Linked DNA regions of Homo sapiens: region 2 is linked to region 1. A link is a contact called in ENCODE Hi-C or POLR2A ChIA-PET data. All regions are on one chromosome and are shown on one strand. The core of a region is the stretch at or near the end of the contact, and the rest is flanking DNA. Distances in the headings are between cores, read along the strand shown. Region 1 overlaps PAK4 (p21 (RAC1) activated kinase 4). Region 2 holds the start of ETHE1 (ETHE1 persulfide dioxygenase).

Region 1 (5,209 bases), core at 718-3,217:
TACAGGCGTGAGCCACTGCGCCTGGCCATTCTGAGTTACTTCTTACAACTGTAGGAGAATCTACAATGATCTCAGAATTTAAAGTTTTCTTAAAAATAGTAATGGTTTATTTAAAATGCCAGACCCTTTCCCAACTTTTAGCCTTTGAACATGCTATTTGCTCTCCTTGGGACAATGTTCCGCAAACTAACCCTGCTCCTCTTTCAGGCCTCAGCTCTGAAGTCTCCTCCTCCAGGAGGCCTTCCTTGATTTCCTAGGCTGGAGCCAGGGCCTCCCACAGTCCTCTGGGTCTTCTCCCATCACAGCTGTCACACTCTGGCCTGTGCTTTCCAAGGTCACTCTGGTTTGTCACTGCCTAGTACCATGTCTGTCTCCCTCACTGTATTATAAGCTCCATGAAGGCAGGACCTCAGCCTGACAGGGCTGGACTCAGAGGAGGCAAAAAGTTACTATCAACAAAAATGAGTGAATGAATGGCAAGCATGACAAAGATACTAACAGCTAAGGCTCATTAAGAGGCTTCCACACACTAGCTTCTACGAAGGCTTTGCATGGATGAAATAACCCTCACACAATTCCATTTTACAAATGGGGAAACTGAGGCCAACAGAGGTGGGGCAGGGGTCAACACATGCCCAGGGCCGTCCAGCTAGAAGGTGGCGGAGCTGGGTGGCAATCCCAGGTCAGCTAGATATAGAGCCTTTGAGAGTAAACTCCCCGCCAGAGGGCCTCTCCAAGAAAGGCTGTGTGAGCCTGGCAAACAGGGCGGGTGAGGGTGGGCAGTGGGCGGGCGCAGGGGGAGGGCAGTATGGGAAGAGAAGAGGCCCTCCTGCCCCAGCTGCTGATCTATGCCCTCCTCCAGAGAAGGCCCCTCCGTGGTGCACACAGGCCCCAGGCGGCACCAGCGCCCCATTACACCTTACATAAGCTCAGGGAGGGCCCCTTCACATCACGGCTGTAACTGGGTCCTATGTGGTGCCCTAGGAAGCCAACGGCGCTCTACCACTTCCACTGGAGGTGGCCGCCTCAAACCCACGTGGAGCAGGGGGCTGCGGGCCTGGGTGAGAGGAGCCCAGAGCGTCCTCCTGGGGCCCCCCCAGGACAGAGCTGCTTTCCTCTGGCCAGGGGTAGGGGTGCCCTGACCCCCGCTGGGAACCATTCCTTCTGGCACAGAGCTTCATTACTCCACCCAGAGAAATCTCAAGAACAAAATATTGAGAGAGTTGCAGCCAAGTGCCGCTGGCCTCGTACCATTTACACGCAGTTTAAAATCCTGCAGAACAATGCGGGACACTGTTTAGGGAAGCAGACGCAGGGCCAGCGACGCCTGGGGCCCTGGGGGAGGCACCTGGGGGCTGCACCCACAGCAAGCATTTCGTCTTTTAGCTGGGCAGCGGGCCTGAGGGTGGTCAGCAGGTGATTCTCTCTTCTCTTGGGGGTGTCTGAAATCTTTCACAATTCACCAAAAAAGAGGAACAATGAAAAGAAAGGGAGGAGAATGTTTTTGTTAGCACTGGGAAGGGCAGGTGAAGGAGAGGGCTTTCAGGGAGCTGGTGATGCCTGTCTTCTTGATCTGGGTGGTAGTTTCATGGCTGTTTGCTTTATAATTATTCATTAAACTGAACATGGAGGTTTTACACACTTTTCTGTACACATGTCAGATTTTACACCACCATGCAGGAAAAACCGGGAGAGCGATCCTGACAACTGAAAGCTTTCTCTGTATTTGCATGTGCCTGCAGTCTCTCCTCATTTCTTTACCGTCTCTCTTTACAATGAGCACAAGTGCACACACACACACACTCACACACATGCACACTTCCCAAAGCTGTTAACTTCCACCATAACCACAGCAGCATCCTCTGGCCCCTTGTAACTCCTGGCCTGTTTCCTGCAAGGAAGACAAAGGCCGGGAAGCAGCCGGCCCCTGAGCCCTCGGACTCATGCCACAACAGCCAGGTCTCTCCACATACCAGGCACTCTCAATCCTGCTCCAATCCCAGTCCCCAGGAAACCCTTCTGGCCTCCAGAACAAACCCAGATCAACAAGTCCCTGCCCTGGGGCACCACAGCTGGTCACCCAGAGTGGAAGGAGTTATTACTGAAGATTTGGGTCAAGCATCCCCCCGGCAGGGACGGCTTCTGGCTGGCTCATCGGTGCCCCGTGCTGGAGACAGGACAGCAGTGAGACCACTACAAAGTGTTACGTGCAGGCTCCATCCTGGTGCAAAAGAAGGCAGCGAGGAGGGTGCCGTTCACACGGTGTGTGAAGCAGGAGAGTGAAGCTCAGAGAGAAGACATGTCAGCCCTCAGTCACACGGCGAGTGTATCAGAACTGGGATTCCGTGGCAAGTCTGACCAGGACCAAAGTCCACTCACTTAACCATATCTATCTATCTATCTATCTATCTATCTAATCTAATCTATCTATCTATCTATCTGTCTGTCTGTCTGTCTGTCTGTCTATCTATCTATCTATCTATCTACCTGAGATAGGGTCTTGCTCGCTCTATCTTATCTATCTATCTATCTATCATCATAGGTTTTGCTCTGTCACCCAGGCTGGAGTGTAGTGGTGCAATCAGAGCTCACTGCAGCCTCCAACTCCTGGGCTCAAGCAATCCTCCCACCTCAGCCTCCTGAGTAGCTAGGACCCCATCATAGCTCACTGCAGCCTCCAACTCCTGGGCTCAAGCAATCCTCCCACCTCAGCCTCCTGAGTAGCTAGGACCACAGGCACATGCCACCACGCCCTTTTACATTTTAAATAATTTTTAAATTATTTTAAAACAATAATTTTAAAAATGTTTTGTAGAGCAGAGGTCTCACTATAGCCCAGGCTGGTCTCAAACTCCTGGGCTCAAGTGATCTGCCCACCTCAGCCTCCCAGAGTGCTGGGATGTGAGCCACTGTGCCCAGTCATTTTCTTTCTTTTATTCATTCATGCACTCAACAATTCTTTTTTTTTTTTTTTTTTTTTTTTTTTTTTTGAGACAGAGTCTTGCTCTGTCACCCAGGCTGGAGTGCATTGGTGTGATCTTGGCTCACTGCAACCTCCGCCTCCTGGGTTCCAGCGATTCTCCTGCCTCAGCCTCCCAAGTAGCTGGGATTACAGGCACCTGCCACCTCGCCAAGCTAATTTTTTTGTATTTTTAGTAGAGACGGGGTTTCACTGTGTTGGCCAGGCTCGTCTCGAACTCCTGACCTCAGGTGATCCACCCACCTTTGCCTCCCAAAGTGCTGGGATTACAGGCGTGAGCCACCACACCCAGCCTTTTTTTTTTTTTTTTTTTAATGCTTCTACCCAGTGAGCAACGACTCCTTAATATGCACTTAGCAGGTGCCAGGCACTGTTCTAGGCACCAGGGACACAGCAGTGAATAAGACAAGAGTCTCTGCTCTCCTGGAGTTGACATTCTAGTGGGAACACAATATACAAGTAAACAAGTGGGAGAAGGGACAGAGAGTGACAAGGTGCTCTTTCAGAGGGCACAGTCAGGGAGGTCTCTAAAGGGGTGGCGTCTGAGCAAAGACGGGATACAGGTGAGGAAGCCATGCAGAGTACCAGGGAACAGCACTGAGGGTGGAGGGCATGGTCAGTGAGGAGGCCCCCAGGACTGGAATCCGAGTGGCTGGAAGGGAGCAGAGAATGGAGCAGCTGAGGTCAAGGAGGTTTATGTTAAAATGCAGAAGTGGAAGGGCAGCTCCCAGAGGCCCAGTCACCACAGCCCAAGGGACGTATGGCCACCATCAGGCTGTCAAGAAGGAAGCAGGTAGAGAGGCTGGGAAAGCCACCCAGGGTGACACAGGCAGCCAAGGGTAGAGCTGGGGTGGGAGACCACTCTGTTCTGAAGGTGTCACCACCACGCGATGCGGAAGGGGTTGCCAGGGTGGGTGGCAGCAGCTCTCAGCTGGAAGCCTGTGGCCCTAGCAAAGCAGGAACCAGAGGCCCACATGTTAATGCCACTGGTTTACTTGAAGCCGGGGCACCCAGCCTATTGCTCCCAGGCCCCGGGGGGTGGGGAAGGGGGGACCCGAGCCTCAGTCCTTTGGTCCCTCCCACCCTACTTCTGCTGGATCTGGGTACCAGCCTTACTAGGAGTGACTTCAGAGTGTTCTTCTCAACCCACTCGCTTTTTTAAAAAAAACTTAATTTTTACTTGAAAACTGAACTTGACAGTCATACAGACATGTAAGTAATTCTGATGCTCATCCAAGCAACCACCTAAGAAAGCGTGCTTGCCAGAAGAAACTGAACCTGCATCAGATCGAGCTTCTAGACCTAAGTCCTAACTTACAGGAAGCACAGAGACAGAGAACACGTGCAATGACACCACAAGGATGTATCAGCTGGCCCCAGACTGCAAAACTCCAGGACAAATGGCCTAGGTCGCCTGTAGAAAAACTACGACAACATGCACGCCAAAGAGCTGATGCCAGTATCTGAGCATGACGGCGCACACCTGTGGTCCCAGCTATTCAGGAGACTGAGGCGGGAGGATTGCTTGAGCAGGGGAGGTCAAGGCTGCACGTGAGCTCTGATCGCTCCACTGCACTTCAGCCTGGGTAACAAAGGGAACAAAACAAAACAAAAAAAAGAGGCCTATCAACCGGATGCAAAGTGTAGACCTTGTCCAGACCCAAATCAAACAAATGGGCCGGGCGCCGTGGCTCACGCCTATAATCCCAACATTTTGGGAGGCCGAGGCGGGTGGATCACTTGAGGTCAGGAGTTCGAGACCAGCCTAGGAAACTCTGTCTCTACTAAAAAATACAAAACTTAGCCAGGCGTGGTGGCGGGCGCCTGTAATCCCAGCTACTCGGGAGGCTGAGGCAGGGAGAAGTGCTTGAACCTGGGAGGCGGAGGTTGCAGTGAGCCGAGATCGTGCCACCGCACTCCAGCCTGGGAGACAGAGTGAGACTCTGTCTCAAACAACAACAACAAAAAACAAATGAAAAAGGATTATGGCAGGGTACGGTGGCTCACGCCTATAATTCCAGCACTTTGGGAGGCTGAGATGGTTATATCACTTGAGGTCAGGACTTCAAGACCAGCCTGATCAATATGGTGAGACTCCATCTCTACTAAAAATACAAAAATTAGCCGGGCATCATGGCACACGCCTGTAGTCCCAGCTACTCGGGAGGCTGAGGCAGGAGAATCACTTGAACCCAGGAGGCGGAGGTTGCAGTGAGCCAAGATCGCACC
Region 2 (5,209 bases), core at 2,710-5,209, 4.4 Mb before region 1:
GTCACCACGCCTGGCTAATTTTTTTTTTTTTTTTTGTATTTTTGGTAAAGATGGAGTTTCACCATGTTGGCCAGGCTGGTCTCAAACTCCTGACCTCAGGTGATCCGCCCACTTCGGCCTCCCATGGTGCTGGGATTTCAGGTGTGAGCCACCGCGCCCAACCTCTAGGGCCACAGCTATTTTCAAGAACCATGATTTTAAGAAGGCAGAGTAGAAGCCAGAAGACCAGTGAGGGTATTGTTATATATTAATTACAGTATTAATTGCTAGCACTTATTATACACTGGAAACTGTCCTTATGTGCATTAATTTATTTAATCCCCATAGCAATGTTTTAAGAGGAGGTGCTACTATCATCCTTGTACAGAGGAGGAAAATGAAGTGTGGAGGGGAAGGTCATCCCAGCCAGGAAGTATCAGAGCCAGGATTTGAATCCCTCAGCCTGGCCCTGCAGTCCAGGCAATTTGCATTTATGCTTTGCTGCCCCTTGAATGGGGCAGAGGGTGTGATAACAGAAAAGTGGCCTGGTTAAGATAGGTTAAATCTGGCTGGGCACGGTGGCTCGGCCCTGTAATCCCAGCACTTTGGGAGGCTGAGGCAGGTGGATTACTTGGGGTCAGGAGTTCCAGACCAGCCTGGCCAACATGGTGAAACCCCATCTTTACTAAAACTACAAAAATTAGCTGGGTGTGGTGGTGTGCACCTGTAATCCCAGCTACTTGGGAGGCTGGGGCAGAAGAATCTCTGGAACCCAGGAGGCGGAGGTTGCAGTGAGCTGAGATTGCACCACCGCACTCTAGCCTGGGCAACAGAGCAAGACTCCATCTCAAAAAAAAAAAAAAAAAAAAAGAGAGAGAGTTTAACTCAGCAGGGCCTGGAAGTGGGTGGAGGTGGCAAGGGTAGGAAGGAGTCAAGGATAGTGACAAAATAATGATGGGCAGTTCCCATTGAGAGCCTGTGCTATGTCAGGCTATTGAACTATTTTCAACCTCATTTTGTAGATAAGAAAACTGGAACCCAGAAGAAGATAAGTTTTCAGCCCAAGGTCCTACACCTGAGAAGGGTGAAGCCAAGTCTAACTCTTAGAACATCTCACAGCTGAGCCTATAAACCCTGCCTAGGGTGTGTCTTCAAAGGACACATAAATGGTCTAGAAATTCTGCAAAAACAACGGGAAAGGGTGCCAGGGGCGAGAAGTTCTTATTTGGGGGACCCTCTCAGTAAGGAGTGCCTGAGGGTCTTCCTTTCCCTGGCTCCTCCCTCCCCTGAGTTCCCCAAATCCCTACACCTCCCTGTGTCTCAGACCTGCTTTCCCTACCTCTCTCGCCTACCAGCCAGACTGAGTCACCTCTGGGTCCTCAGCTTTGTCTAGCTTGAGTCAGGCATGCATGAGACCTCATGCCTGGAATTTTTTTTTTTTTTGAGACGGAGTCTCGCTCTGTCGTCCAGGCTGGAGTGCAGTGGCACGATCCCGGCTCACTGCAAGCTCCGCCTCCCGGGTTCACGCCATTCTTCTGCCTCAGCCTCGAGAGTAGCTGGGACTACAGGCATCCGCCACCATGCCCGGCTAATTTTTTGTATTTTTTTTGAGTAGAGACGGGGTTTCACCGTGTTAGCCAGGATGGTCTCAATCTCCTGACCTCGTGATCCACCCGCCTTGGCCTCCCAAAGTGCTGGGATTACAGGCGTGAGCCACCGCACCTGGCCTTTTTTTTTTAGACACTCTCGCTCTGTTGCCCAGACAGGGTTTTGCTATGTTGCAGAGGTGCAATCTTGGATCACTGCAAACTCTGCAACCTCTGCCTCTTGGGTTCAAATGATTCTCATGCCTCAGCTTCCCAAGTAGCTGGGTCTACAGGCGTGCCCCACCACGCCCAGATAATTTTTTTGTATTTTATTTTATTTTTTTCAGTAGAGATGGGGTTTTACCATGTTGGCCAGGCTGTCTCAAACTCTTGACCTCAAGTGATCTGCCCACCTAGGCCTCCCAAAGTGCTCAAAGTGCCTGTGCATGAGCTCAGCCATATGCTTTTTTTTTTTTTTTTTTTTTTTTTTTGAGATGGAGTCTCCATCACCCAGGCTGGAATGCAGTGGCACGATCTCAGCTCACTGCAACCTCCACCTCCCGAGTTCAGGCAATTCTCCTGCCTCAGCCTCCTGAGTAGCTGGGATAACAGGTGTGCACCACCACACCCAGCTAATTTTTATATTTTTAGTAGAGATGGTGTTTCACCATGTTGGTCAGGCTGGTCTTGAACTCCTGACCTCGTGATCCGCCCGCCTCAGCCTCCCAAAGTGCTGGGATTACAGGCATGAGCCACCGCGCCCAGCCGGCCACATAAAATTTTAATGAAGCAATTTGATAGGCTTAAGGAAAAGCAGGCCTTCTCTGTGTAAAGGCATTCACACAGGGGCTGCTCTGAAAATAGCTCCAGGGACCATTCCCTGGAAACTCCAGAATTAAGATAAATGTTGTTGCAGGAAACCCCTCCTCAGAAGCTGTGGGACAGGATAACTCAGTGGTTCATACCTGTAATCCCAGCATTTTGGGAGGCCCAGGTGGGAGGACCATTTGAGGCCAGGAGCTGGAGACCAGCCTAGGCAACATAGCAAGACCCCTGTTTCTACAAAAAAAATTCTAACAATTAAAAAAAAAAAAAAAAGCTCTGCCCCTAGGCTGGAAATCAAGGCTGCTCTGATGTCACAAAGTGACATAGATCCTCCAGATGAGAGTGGGATGTCCTATTCTCACTACTGCTACGATTACAAAGAGCAGACTTTCTGACAGCTCATGACTTGAGACTACAGTTTTTCAGCCCCAGGTCCTTGGTGTAAATGAACACAAGCTCTTTTCAGAGGTTCACACCCCAACAGAAGATGAATAATCCCCAATCTGATTATTCAAGAGATAATGCAAAATTATCTTTTTTTTTTTTTTTAAGATTTCTTCCTGGAAAGAGAGAAACATTCCTGATAAAATGCTTATGCAATTTCTGGATGAACTTTAATGGGATCAAGTGTTGTTCTGGTAACCAGGCACCCACTCAAAAGTCCCTCAAGATATTAATGACCTGGAACCGAACGAATATCTTTTTTTTTTGAGACAGAGTCTCCCTCTGTCGCCCAGGCTGGAGTGCAGTGGCGTCATCTCTACTCACTGCAACCTCTGCCTCCCGGAACCGAACATCTTTTTCTAACCATGACTATCCTACCACCTGCTAGAAAACGGCCCCACGGGACGCGGTGGCTCACGTCTGTAATCCCAGCACTTTGGGAGGACAAGGTGGGAGGAACGCTTGAGCTCAGGAGTTCGAGATCAGCCTGGGCAACATAGTGAGAACTCCGTCTCTGCAAAAAACAAATTTTATATACATGTATGTGTGTGTGTGTGTGTATATATATATATGTATATAAATATATATATAGATATAAATATATATATATAAAATGTCGGGTGTGGTGGCAACGTGCCATAGTCCCAGCTACTCGGGAGGCTGAGGTTGGAGGATCGCTTGAACCCGGGAGTTTAAGGCTGTAGTAAGCTGAGATCGAGTCACTGCACTCAAGCCTGCGTGACAGAGCGAGACTCTGTCTCAAAATAAAACAAAAGAAAAAGGAAAAAAAACGGCCCCGAGGCTATGAGTGTACTGGGGCCTCTCCCTGGGTTTCTACTTCTCTCCCTATCTCTGTTCCTACATGAGTATGTCTGTGTGTCTCTGAGCGTCTGTCCCTCGCACTTTGAGTGTCTCCCTGTTCTCTGTTTTTTCTGGGTCTCAAAGCGTCCAGGCATTGCACTCTGGCTTTCCTCGGTCTCGCCCTCGCCCCAGTCCCGCTCGGCGGTCCCCCGCCCTCTGCCCCAGGCGTCCGTGGCCCCTTTAAGGCGTGCTCCGCCCCCGCCCCGCCCTTCCCGGGGTCAGTGCCGTAGCGCCCGGCTCCTGCAGGCGCTCGGCCTCCGCTCATTCCTGACCCCGCAGTGGGCGCGATGGCGGAGGCTGTACTGAGGGTCGCCCGGCGGCAGCTGAGCCAGCGCGGCGGGTCTGGAGCCCCCATCCTCCTGCGGCAGGTGCGGGTGGCTGGACCTAGGAGGGGACTGCTGGGCACTAGGCGGCAGCAAGGACGGAACTCCGGGGTCTCTTAATAGGGAGAGATCCGGGGGGACCCACGCCTGCATCTTGCGGAAAGCGGGGTGGAGGTTTAGGGCTGGACTCTTGGGTCCTTTAAAGGTGAGTGGTCTGGGGGCCTCTGGGCTTGGGGCCAGACCCCTGGGTCCTCTATGAAAGAACGTGCTGGGGACCCTGATTTTGGGATGTTAGGAAGTTGGAACTCTTTTGTTCTGATAGGGGAAGGTAGTGGGGCTCCGGACTCCCGACTCCCGGGGAAAGAGTGGGCTGGGGTTTCTGCTTCTGGATCTTAGGAAGAGGATAGGGTCAGTCTGGACTACTTGGCCTCCAGTGGGTGGAAGTCCGGTTCTGCGCCCTCACCTGGGTCCCCCGTTCCCAGATGTTCGAGCCTGTGAGCTGCACCTTCACGTACCTGCTGGGTGACAGAGAGTCCCGGGAGGCCGTTCTGATCGACCCAGTCCTGGAAACAGCGCCTCGGGATGCCCAGCTGATCAAGGAGCTGGGGCTGCGGCTGCTCTATGCTGGTCAGTCCGGGGACCAAACTCATGGATCCCAGCGGGGCTGGGCTGCAGCGTCAGTGGAATGGGAAGCTGGGGCCCAGAACTCCTGAGTCTGAGGGAGAAGGATCTGGGCTGGGACTCCCAGGTCCTTTCTGTACCCTCCGGACCTGTCCCTCCTCTCTCTCCCAGTGAATACCCACTGCCACGCGGACCACATTACAGGCTCGGGGCTGCTCCGTTCCCTCCTCCCTGGCTGCCAGTCTGTCATCTCCCGCCTTAGTGGGGCCCAGGCTGACTTACACATTGAGGATGGAGACTCCATCCGCTTCGGGCGCTTCGTGAGTTGGGTGCTGGGTCCCCAAGAGGGTGGTGGCCTGGACTTCTTAAACTTAAGGGAAGAGGGGACTGGGGGCCTGGGATCCTGAGTCCTTGGGGAGGAGGGACCTCAGGACCTGGGTTTCTGACCCCTGAGCTCATATTTCTGGGAGGGGGGCACCATAAACCCAGGTGGGGCACTGGGGCAAGAGGCTCTGGGCAGGTGGGGCACTGGCGGAACTCCTAAGTCAACAGCATTTAAGGAGTTTCCTT

Evidence for each region. A loop is a pair of places that touch in the nucleus more often than their neighbours do. ChIA-PET counts read pairs that join two places held with the same protein, here RNA polymerase II (POLR2A).
Region 2: a loop to region 1 is called in a map of ovary, with 22 times the contacts of the local background. The contact joins the promoter of ETHE1 here to the enhancer-like site in region 1. A Hi-C loop is called at or near these places in 1 of 168 maps with a recorded cell type or tissue (ovary). POLR2A ChIA-PET finds 5 or more read pairs at or near these places in 1 of 52 experiments (activated CD4-positive, alpha-beta T cell).

What each region holds. Positions count from the first base shown.
Region 1 is chr19:39,141,374-39,146,582 of GRCh38, reverse strand. All of the region lies in intron 1 of PAK4 (p21 (RAC1) activated kinase 4), which reads right to left. Among named protein-coding and RNA genes, the nearest start is that of PAK4-AS1, 7.4 kb to the right of the region's middle. RefSeq lists enhancers at 502-1,496, 1,497-2,493. Within about 2 kb of position 1,967, at least 20 of the 41 ENCODE cell types and tissues checked have a DNase peak (open chromatin) inside an H3K27ac peak, as active enhancers do.
Region 2 is chr19:43,525,951-43,531,159 of GRCh38, reverse strand. It overlaps ETHE1 (ETHE1 persulfide dioxygenase), which reads left to right and starts at 3,959. Exons shown (of 7, transcript NM_014297.5): 1 at 3,959-4,063; 2 at 4,501-4,645; 3 at 4,811-4,959. The coding sequence starts at 3,983. It also overlaps a transcript of ZNF575 not described here. RefSeq lists silencers at 1-5, 3,808-3,997 and enhancers at 4,608-4,787, 4,303-4,807, 4,808-5,209.